2 separate regions of the Homo sapiens genome follow, and region 2 is linked to region 1. The links are chromatin contacts, found by Hi-C or POLR2A ChIA-PET in ENCODE. All regions are on one chromosome and are shown on one strand. The core of a region is the stretch at or near the end of the contact, and the rest is flanking DNA. Distances in the headings are between cores, read along the strand shown.

Region 1 (5,492 bases), core at 1,010-3,509:
AATAGATGAGTGGGGAATGATAGGCAGGTGGGCGTGGCCCACAAGTCCCTCCTCTCCCAGCAGCCAGGCTCTGGCCAGCCTGGCCCCTTTTGCTCTGCCCCTACATGCCAAGTGCTACAGAGGCAGACCCCCATACAGAGAGGCTGTGGTGGTGTCACGTGGCCTACGGGGCTGATGCGAACGTCTAATTCTGGGGTTCAGCGCTGGGAACTTCCCTGTACATCCTCAGTATGTAACTTGCATGTGATCCTCATATATCAACTGTAGGGTAATAAAGGTTTCATGTGACCTGTCATCATCTTACCCTTCTGATTTGTTTTTCACCTGGTCAGGTGGAAACTTGGGTGGAGAGAAGGATAAGCCATTTATTAACCCCACGCCCCTAGCACCAGCTGTCACCTTGGACTTGTTGGAGATGCAGGGGCTAGAAAGGAAATGACAGAGTGTACAGGCCCCTTCGACCCCGTGTCCCATAGGTGGTGGCCCCCAGACACACCCTCTCTGCTGGCAGTGCAGAACATGCATCCCAATACCCTAGAGGAGAAACACCACCCCAGGGAGAGCCCTTTCTGCTCCAACCTCCTGGGCAGGTCCCAGGTTGGGGCAGCAGCCATCTGCAGGTGTTTGTCAGGCCTGGCCACACATGCGGACAGAGGATACGACTGGGGTACCCTAGGGTGTGGGGAGGGTCGGCCTGGGGTCAGGGGGCATGAAGGCTGTGTTCCAGACTCCTCCTGCCCCCAATCCTCTGTGCCCCTGCTGGAGCTCTCCTAGCTTCTCTGATCTGTAAAAGGCAAAGAGAGACAAGCTCGAACCACATCCATCGTGGCTGGGCATCCCTGTGCCCATTTTATCATGGCAGAAACTGGGTTCCGTAACAAGGACAACGGGCAGTGGAGGCCAGGCCTGGGTCCAATGCGGGGCTTCTCAGTCCAGCCTCACTCCTCTCGGGTGCCCACGTGGCTGCTGTGGCCTTGCCACACCCTTCACTCTGCACCCTTCCTCTCAATCTCAGGGGCACCCCAGCCCCTCTTGGTTCTTTCTCCTCAAAGGGAGCTCTCCAAGATCTGTCTACTGCGCCCACCCCCAGCTCCAACCCATCTGGCAGTCACATGCTGAGGAGGCCGGGCCAGAGGGAGGGACCTTGTCTAGCCTATCGCATGGTGCACCCAGGCTTGGCTGCCCAAAACTCTGGGTGCTGGAGAGGTGGCATTCACTTCTCGCTAACCCCCAGGCTCTCTCACCTGTGCTCCTGTCTTTGGGGAGCTGCCCGGTCTCCAGGAAGAGCCAGAGGTTGTTGCATTTCTCCGACTCCACTCTCGTCACCCCGTAGCTGACCACAGAGCCTGCAACTGTGGAGCAGGAAATGGAAGAGGGCTGGGGCCTCTGTGCTTCCCAGGCTAAGAGAACCGGGCACAGGCTACTTCCTGACAGACGTGGTGGGTGGGCTCAGGTGGGGCTCCCGCCGAGACCTGGGGCTCCATGTCAGAGTCAGGGACGCAGAACCACAGCCCCAACCCTAGCAGAAACCCACCCCTCAAAGAGCCCAGGCAGGGGCCCTGGAGTACCCACCCACGGCCACTAGGAGGCTCCACTGCAAAGGGTATGGAAACTTCCTCTGAATGAACATCTGCAAGCCAAAGGCCATGCCGGTGCCTGCAAAGAGCCGAGGTCCCCATCAACCTGTACCCGGGGATAGCCAGGGCCCACCTTGCCAGGCCCCCAGCACCTGCGGGCAGGTGACTTGGCGCCCCCTGCTGGGGAGTCAGGGCAGGGCGGGAGGGTGCGTTCTCTCCCAGCCGCAGGACACCTGGACGCAGCCTACCTGTGACGAAGGTGAAAACGCCCTTCATGAAGGCGTGTGACTGGCATGCGGCATACTCCCCGAGTCCCTGGGGTGGCAGAGGCGGGTGAAGGCTCGATCCCCTGCCCTCTTCCTTCACCGCCTCTCCTGTCCCTCCTCTGGGCACACCCTGGCTGTGGAGGAGTGAGACCCTGGGCGCTTGGACACGTCCCACCTCCCCTATGCCCACCCGGACGCCCTGAGCCCCTTAGCAAGAGAGTGCCCCCAGCCTCCGCCACTCTTCCCTGACGAGGGCACCCCCACGCCCCGGCCCCCCGCCTCGCTCAGGTCAGCTTCTGGGGTTTGAGGCCCGCGTCCCAGACCGGCCTTCTCACCGGGTGCTTGGCAGCCACGGCGTCGTCCACCCGGGACAGACCCAAGTTCACCATGGTTGGCAGGGCTCGGGGAGCGGGCCTGCGCAGGCGCAGGCGGAAGGGCGGGACGGGAACCTGGGGGTGTGGCCCAGAGGACAGGCCTGCGCAGTTACGGACGGAGGGGCAGGGCCCGGATCTGGGGGCGAGGCCTAGGGACCGGCCCGCGCTGGAACAGGCGGAGGGGGCGGGGCCTAGGAGACGGCGCCTGAGGGCGGGTCCGCGCGGCAGCAGGCGGAGGGGGCGGGACCTGGGAGACGTGATCTGGGGGCGGGGCCTGAGAGACGGGACTTTGGAGACGCGACCTGGGGGCGGGGCCTGAGAGACAGGACCGGGGAGCGGGCCTGCGCAGGCGGAGGTGTCGGGTTCTAAGAGGCGGGTCCTGCCGGGTGCAGGCGGAGGGGCCAGGGCCTTGGATTGGGGGCGGAGCATGGATCGAGCCTGCTAGAGCGCAGGGGAGAGGGGTGGGGCCTGGGGCCTGGCCACGCCTCTAGGAGCTTGGGCCCTGTGACCTCCGGCGACGACTGGGCGGGGCGAAGGCGGGCACCGGGCGGGGCGTGGCTGAGAGCGTGCGCTCCTCCCCCCGGCCGGGCCTCATTCCCACACTTGCAGAGGCCTGATGATTGTCAGTGTTATTTTGCTTGAGGACTACAATCAGGGATTGAATTTCTCATAAGCCACCACGGAGTGGGGATGTATAAAATCACTGTTTAGCAAAGTGGTTCTGTAACCAGCAGCTTAGTAGCTGAGCCTCAAACTCCTTTTGTTTTGCATGACAAAGAGTCTTTACTTTCAAATAATTATCGATACACCAAGTAATAACATGTACAAGTTCTTGAATTCTATCATCTAGTAATTTTGATTAAGAGAAACTAAAATCAGCCCAAACAATTCCACTAGTATTCACTGGTGTAACCATTAGCAAGAACGGAGGACTTCAAGTCAGGCTGCTGCTTCACACAGGTTACAAATAACTATTTACTACTTTTTCATCGATAAAGTCCCTGATCTTCAAGAAAGTGCTAGGGAAAAAAATTAACCCCTTCCTTTCTTCAAAGAATTATTATGTGGTTTTTTTTTTTAAACTAGATCAAAGAAAGAAAAAGTCAACACTGATATACGTGTTGCTTGAGCCAAAAGGCATGGGAAAAAAGACAACATATAACCATTAAATTCCTAAGAAATATGAGGTAAAAAGATGAAATCTTGGCCAGGTGCGGTGGCTTACGCCTGTAATCCCAGCACCTTGGGAGGCCGAGGCAGGTGGATCACAAGGTCAGGAGTTAAATACTAGCCTGGCCAAGATGGTGAAACCCCGTCTCTACTAAAAATACAAAAATTAGCCGGGCGTGGTGGCAGGTGCCTATAATCCCAGGTACTGGGGAGGCTGAGGCAGGAGAATCACTTGAACCTGGGAGGTGGAGGTTGCAGGGAGCCAAGATCGTGCCACTGCACTCCAGCCTGGGCGACAGAGTGAGACTCTGTTTCAAAAAAAAAAAAAAGGCTGAAGTCTTTAGATAATTTATAAGTCTGTACAAAAAAGCTAGATTTGCTACTCTTCAAAATGTGGAAGGACCTACTCTATAATATATGGAAATAATTTAATGCCATTTGTGGGGAAAAGAGAGATCAGACTGTTACTGTGTCTGTGTAGAAAAAGGAAGACATAAGAAACTCCATTTTGATCTGTACTAAGAAAAATTATTCTGCTTTGAAATGCTGTTAATCTGTAACCTTAGCCCCAACCCTGTGCTCACAGGAACATGTGCTGTATTGACTCAAGGTTTAGGGGATTTAGGGCCGTGCAGGATGTGCCTTGTTAACAATGTGTTTGCAGGCAGTACGCTTGGTAAAAGTCATCACCATTCTCCATTCTCCATTAACCAGGGACACAGTGCACTGCGGAAAGCCGCAGGGACCTCTGCCCAAGAAAGCCTGCGTATTGTCCAGGTTTCCCCCCACTGAGACAGCCTGAGATATGGCCTCGTGGGAAGGGAAAGGCCTTACCGTCCCCCAGGCTGACAACCATAAAGGGTCTGTGCTGAGGAGGATTAGTGAAAGAGGGAGGCCTCTTTGCAGTTGAGATAAGAGGAAGGCATCTGTCTCCTGCTCGTCCCTGGGAATGGAATGTCTTGGTGTAAAACCCAACCGTACATTCTATTTACTGAGATAAGAGAAAACCGCCCTGTGGCTGGAGGTGAGACATGCTGGCGGCAATACTGCTCTTTACTGCACTGAGATGTTTGTGTAAAGTCAAACATAAACCTGGCCTACGTGCACATCCAGGCACAGCACCTTTCCTTAAACTTATTTATGACACAGAGTCCTTTGCTCATGTTTTCCTGCTGACCTTCTCCCCACCATTACCCTATAGTCCTGCCACATCCCCGTCGCCGAGATAGTAGAGCTAGTGATCAATAAATACTGAGGAAACTCAGAGACCAGTGCTGGCGTGGGTCCGCACTTGCTGAGCGCCGGTCCCCTGGGCCCACTTTTCTTCCTTTATACTTTGTGTCTTATTTCCTTTTCTCAGTCTCTCGTCTCCACCTTGTGAGAAATACCCACAGGTGTGGAGGGGCAGGCCCCCTTCATCTGGCACCCATCGTGGGTTCCGTTCTGTAAGGTGAAGATACGCTATGGTGTGATAGTTTAGGACAAAACGAGTACGTCCGTGGTCAGCTTCGCGGTAAGCTTGTGCACTCGGAGGAACCCAGGGTAACAATGGGACAAACTGAAAGTAAATATGCCTCTTATCTCAGCTTCATTAAAATTTTTTTAAGAAGAGGGGGAGTTAGAGCCTCTACAGAAAATCTAATTACACTATTTCAAACAATAGAACAATTCTGCCCATGGTTTCCAAAACAAGGAACTTTAGATCTAAAAGATTGGGAAAAAATTGGCAAAGAATTAAAGCAAGCAAATAGGGAAGGTAAAATCATCCCACTTACAGTATGGAATGATTGGGCCATTATTAAAGCAGCTTTAGAATCATTTCAAACAGGAGAAGATAGCGTTTCAGTTTCTGATGCCCCTGAAAGCTGTGTAATAGATTGTGAAGAAGAGGCAGGGACAGAATTCGAGAAAGGAACGGAAAGTTCACATTGTAAATATGTAGCAGAGTCTGTAATGCCTCGGTCAGCGCAAAATGTTGACTACAATCAATTACAGGAGGTAATATATTCTGGACCACTAAAATTGGGGGGAAAAGGTCCAGAATTATTGGGGCCATCAGAGTCTAAACCACGATGGCCATCAACTCCTCCTCCCGCGGTTCAGAT
Region 2 (5,492 bases), core at 1,389-3,888, 100 kb after region 1:
CAGTCCCTCACCACACTCTTGGGATAAACCCAGCAGAGCCCATGCCAGCCCTCCCTGGGTGAGAAGCACTCATTTTAGAGAAAATCTCTTTTCTAGGCTGGGCGCGGTGGCTCACATCTGTAATCCCAGCACTTCGGGAGGCCGAAGCGGGCAGATCACTTGAGGTCAAGAGTTTGAGACCAGCCTGGCCAACATGACAAAACCCTGTCTCTATTAAAAATACAAAAATTAGCCGGGTGTGGTGTCGGGCGCCTGTAATCCCAGCTACTCAAGAGGTTGAGGTAGGAGAATCTCTTGAACCCAGGGGGCAGAGCTTGCAGTGAGCCGAGATCACGCCACTGCACTCCAGCCTGGGTGACAGAGCGAGACTCCGTCTCAAAAAAAAAAAAAGAAGAAGAAAATCTCTTTTCTTGGCATCTCTGCCAGCCCATAAGATTCTCTGGAGCTTTACTTCTAGAAACAAATAATGTGTTAGCTTCCCAAATGTGGCATTATATTAAAATACACAGTACTTCCTCATCACTCCCCAAGTCCCTGGCCCGCCTCCTCTTGGATCTTGTCGGAGGAAAAGTGGACGTTTCTCTCAACACTTCTGCAAGGTGCAGAGAAGAGGGAGGAGGTGAAATTAGGTCTCACCCTCTTCAGGAGAGCAGTGGGCAAAACCCCACCTTGTCTGGGGAGGCAACAGGGTCACCGTGTGCTGCCCTGGCACTGTTCCTGCCAGCCCTGGCAGGAGTCTTCCGGCTCAGAGTCAGCCTCTTTTCCTCTGTCACGTCCCGGCTGTCTGGTGTTCACCCTTGAGAGCCTCAGTTTTCCCTCTGTAAAATGGGGATGCCTTTGCTACTATGGAAAGTGTGTGCTGAGCACCTGCTATGTGCCAGACATTGGCCTGAGTGCTGGTCGCACATGGTGCACAAAACAGATGAGGCCCCACGGGCTCCATTCCGGGGGGAGGAGAGGAGGGAGAGGTGTCCAACACACACACAGTCACCTAGGGGTGCAGGAAGATGGTGGCCACCCTGGAAAGGTCGGTGGGCTGGGAGGTAAAGGACAAGAAGGGGGCTGGCATGTAAAGCCCCTGGACAGGCCTGATGGTTGTGAGGACTGGATTCCACAGCCAGGGTACAACCTGCTCGGGACCTGGGTGCACAGAGCCTCCAGCTGAAGGTGCTGTGAAGCCCCACTCCTCCAGGAAGTCCACCTGGGACCCCAGCCCACACCCCCGCATCCCCCAGCTCCCGGCAGCGGCACTCCTGTCTGCAGGGTGCACCCACCTCATCTGCCCTGGAAGATGAAAACCCCGCAGCCGTCAGCAGCCACCTCTCAGCCTCTCAGAGGCACAGCAGTGCAGCTCTCAGACCTCCCGGCTGCGGGGTGTGCAGTTCCGGCTCCAAGCGTGGAAAGAGGTCAAGCCAGGCCCTCCAAGCTGATTCCAGATGAAGCCCATATGGATCTGGAAGGAGACTGGGCTGGAAAATGCTCTCCTGGGTTTCGCTGTAAGATGCCTACAGGCCTAAGGCAAAAGGATGTGTCTCCACTTTCAAGAAAAGCTGGGACCGCCTGGGCAGGGGCTGCTGAGCCCAGGCAGCGAGACCCCACGTCCTTCAGGACCGCAGTTCCCCATTCATTTGAAGAGCAGTTTCTGTATTTGTCATTCTCTCAGTACAGTTTGGGGGGTGGTTACAATGTTCAGGGAAATGTTTTAACAGCTCAACTCTGCATCTGAAAAAAGAGGGGCCGTGCTCCCCTGCTGACCCGTTAGAGCGCAGGGCGGCCAGCACTCCCGCAACTGCAGCAAACCCAAGAGTCCCTATGAGGAGGGACCCCAGGAAACTGCTTTTCAATCTCCATCTGCTCCCTGAGGTGGGACGCCGGGTGGGGGCCGGGCCAGGTGACTGCTGCCCTTGTCCCAGCTGCACCTTGCCCTGCCACGCTGGCCGTGCTGCCAAGCGGATGTGAACGCCGCCACCTGACACCCACCTCGCCTGCCCCCGGAGCGTCCCTGGTGACAAGGCTACTTCTGGCACCCAGGGTGGGGCAACCCAGCCCCGCCCAGACACACGCCCCAGTTGGCCTGCGCGCCCCCACGAGTCTCCCCGCAGGGGACCGAGAACACCCTAAGAGCCAGGCTTTCTGCCAGGTGGCCACTGGTCACTCGGGGGCGGTTCCGGCGGCCCTTTGCGTGGCCACCGGCCTGGCACGGGCGCATCCCCGCTGGTTTTACGCCCTTGGGGAGCTGTGGTTCTGCGCGCGGGAGCCTGTGGCTGCCCCGGCAGCGGGGGGAGGGGGCACCGGGCGGGGCAGGAGGCCCAGACCATGGGGGGCAGCGCCAGAGCCCGAGCCACCGGCAAGCCATGATGGGGGGGTCCCCTGGGACCGGGAGGGTGGGAGCAGAGCGCCAGAGCCTCGGTAACCTGGCAGAAGGCTGTGGGGAGGGAGCGTGGAGGGGAGGTCCGGGCCGGGTGACCCAGGGCGGGAAGGGGGGGCCGTGTCGGGGCGGGGTTGGGGACAGTGGCGGGGCGGGGCCTGGTGAGGGGACCGTGTCGGGGCGTTGTTGGGGACAGTGTCGGGGCGGGGCGCCGCACCTAGCCCTTCCCTGCCGCGCGCTCCTCCCCCACGCCGCGCCCCGCCCCGCCCAGCCCCGCCGCCCTCGCAATAAGGGGCCTGAGCGCGCGGGGGAGAAGCGGGAGCGGGAGCGGGAGCGAGCTGGCGGCGCCGTCGGGCGCCGGGCCGGGCCATGGAGCTGTGGCCGTGTCTGGCCGCGGCGCTGCTGTTGCTGCTGCTGCTGGTGCAGCTGAGCCGCGCGGCCGAGTTCTACGCCAAGGTCGCCCTGTACTGCGCGCTGTGCTTCACGGTGTCCGCCGTGGCCTCGCTCGTCTGCCTGCTGCGCCACGGCGGCCGGACGGTGGAGAACATGAGGCAAGGCCGGGGGCCGCCGGGAGGGGCCGGGGAACCGCCGCGCCGCTTCCGCTTCCCTAACTTTCTTCTGGGCTTCCCTCCTTCCTGCCCCGCCCGTCCCGCCCCGCTCCGGGGCTCCGGGGAGAGCGCGCCTGGGCCGGCGGCAGGCACAGGAGGGGGTCCCGGAGTCAGGGGGTCCCGGAGTCACGGGGTCAAGGAGCCGGCGTCACAGTGCCCAGCACCCCACCCCCCGCCCTGGCCCCGGGCGTCTACACCGGTTTCGGCCTCCGCCGCGTCCCTGCAGCCCGGCGTGGGGTTCCGGGGGTGGAGCAGCTTTCGGAGAGAAAGGGGGCCGGTCCGCGCTGGGAGAGGCTCAGCCCTGCTTCCTGAGCGGGGAAACCGAGGCCGGGGCGGCGGGGACTTGCCCCAGGGCTATTGATCAGGGCGCACGACGGCGTGGGGGCACCCCTCGGCCTCCCTCCGACCCCCTCCTGACTGTCCGCCCGGTGATGGGCGCACCTGTGGGGCGGGTTCCCCTTTCTCTCCCTTTCCTCTTCGCAGGGAGGTGGGGGACCCGGAGGGGACCTGCTTCCGTGCTGGGGAGCGCGCCCCTGGCCTACAGCTCCGGGGGCCCAGCTTCCAAGCGAAGGGAAGGAAGAGTTAGGACTAGGGTTCGGCGGGGCTGAAATTTTCCCCTGGACGCCTTCCAGAAGGTGGGAGCTTGGTTTTGCCAGGCTGGGGTTGGGGGCCAGAGGTCAGACTGGGCTGCCAAAGACGGCGGGGGCTGCCTGCTCCTGGGCGGGGTGGCTGCTGGAGAAGGCTCTTGCCTGCCCCCTCTCCCTGTTAGCCGTCCCCAGGCTGTTGCTACATTTCTCCCTGCCCTGTTTGGACTGCCCAGCCAGTGGCTTTTGCAATGGCCTGGGGTGGGGGCATTGTGGCCCCAGAGGCCCCCTTCCCCGTGGTTCCAGGGGCAGTGGGTGAGGGTTTGCTAGCTCCCTGCACTCGCTGTCCTTGCCAGCCCTGGGAGGGCACTGAGGCTGCTGGAACGGGCCTACAGTCATGGCTTCCAACGGAGCCCCAGAAGCTCCAGGAATATGAAGGAGGACCCTGGGCCTGATGGTGAGCATGGAGAGTCCGAGAAGGGCCTGCTGGCTGCTCAGCCAGACGTGTGTGACCAGTGGTGATGTGGGCCAGGTGGCCCAGGCCGGGGTCCCGGGGAGCGCACACTCCAGGGCTGGCCCAGGTGGTGACTGGCGCTGACGTCCCCAGTGGAGCACCCTTCAGCGAGGAAGGCAGTTTGCAGAAACAGGGAGTTCCTGGGGGCTGGGCTCTGGGCACCTGTGCTGGAATCTGTGAAGGCCTCACCTGTGGTTCTGGCCCTGGGATCCCCTGTAGGCAGGGGTCTCTGTGAGGGGCCCCCCTCAGCCCCTGGGGTGCTTCAGAGTAGGGGCGAGGGTGCGGCTTTCCCAGCTGAGGAGGGGCCAGTCTGTGGGTTCCTTGGGGTGCCCCCCACCCCGAGGAAATGGCTTGTGTGGTTCTGATGCCTGCAGGGCATCCTGTGCTGGGCGTGTCCTGGGGTGTGGACAGGGGACGGGGTCCTGTTCTTTTGGCAGAAATGATGGGGCACCTGACTTAGGAGACCCTGGAGCAGACCCCACTACTGAGCCAGGCCACAGGCCACGGGCCTCTTCATCGGCGGCCTCCTCGTGTGAGAAAGCCTGGCTTGTTCTGCAGGGGCCTCTGCCTGGACTTCCTAGCTGTTTTCCAGGGACCAAATCACAGTTCACCTGCTGCCCTTTCTATGGACCTGGCAGGCTGGGTTGGCTGGCACTGGCCCTGCTGCCCCACTGGGCCCTGTCCCCATCTCAGCTTGGAGATTCTGGCTAACCTGGGTGTCCTCGGGACCTGGGGCCTCTGATGGTGCTTGGATGGGACCCTCCTGCCGCCCTCACCTCTCCAGGGCAGCACCCAGGCTCAGGCCTGTGGAGTAGTGGCTTCCGGGACACTGGCTACTAACAGCAGGTGCTTTGTTCCTGCTTTGGTCCCTGAAGAGAAGGGAGGGCCAGAGGGCAGGGCAGTCTGGAGGAGAGGCCTGGGGCTCCATGGCTACCTTCCCCCACACCTCTGCACGTGCTCCCCAGGCCCCAGGGTCCCTGATGACTTCCAAGACTCCCAGCAATGGCTAAGAGTGGGGCTGTTGCGAACGTGCGTTCCCTCCGTGGGGGCCGTCGGGAGGGGTGAGAAAGGCAGATGAAGAGCAGGCGCTTTGTCACTCCAGGGAAGGGACCCGGGGGGCTGGAAGGGAAGGAGGGGATACTCGGCCTCTGTTCCTGCTGTACGCCACGGGTGCCTCCAGCCTCAGGAACAGGGATTCGCGTGTGCTCTGTGTTACAAATAAGGACACTGAGGCTGAGATAAGCAACTTGAAACTGGGGCAGGGTCCCCAAGCCAGGATGGGGTGGAACTGGGGTTCGAACCCACTGACAGTGACTCCAGAGTACCTGCTTTTCCCTTTCCCCTTGTTCCCAGCCCAGCGCTTGGGGCTGGTGAGGCAGCCCTGCGGCAGGCCTGAGCTCTGGGAGGGGCGCTCCATC

The links. A loop is a pair of places that touch in the nucleus more often than their neighbours do. ChIA-PET counts read pairs that join two places held with the same protein, here RNA polymerase II (POLR2A). Pooled maps may share reads with other maps.
Region 2: a map with no recorded cell type shows a loop between it and region 1 (5-fold over the local background). The contact joins the promoter of AGPAT2 here to the promoter of TMEM141 in region 1. A Hi-C loop is called at or near these places in 3 of 37 single-sample maps with no recorded cell type and 9 of 50 pooled maps. POLR2A ChIA-PET finds 5 or more read pairs at or near these places in 1 of 52 experiments (K562).

Annotation. Positions count from the first base shown.
Region 1 is chr9:136,788,111-136,793,602 of GRCh38, reverse strand. TMEM141 (transmembrane protein 141) reads right to left here and starts at 2,259. Exons shown (of 5, transcript NM_032928.4): 1 at 2,179-2,259; 2 at 1,826-1,892; 3 at 1,573-1,656; 4 at 1,245-1,352; 5 at 286-784. The coding sequence starts at 2,232. The coding sequence ends at 771. RefSeq lists a silencer at 1,833-2,872.
Region 2 is chr9:136,684,603-136,690,094 of GRCh38, reverse strand. It overlaps AGPAT2 (1-acylglycerol-3-phosphate O-acyltransferase 2), which reads left to right and starts at 2,638. Exons shown (of 6, transcript NM_006412.4): 1 at 2,638-2,919. The coding sequence starts at 2,738. RefSeq lists silencers at 1,912-1,991, 2,462-2,661, 2,882-3,451 and an enhancer at 3,172-4,033.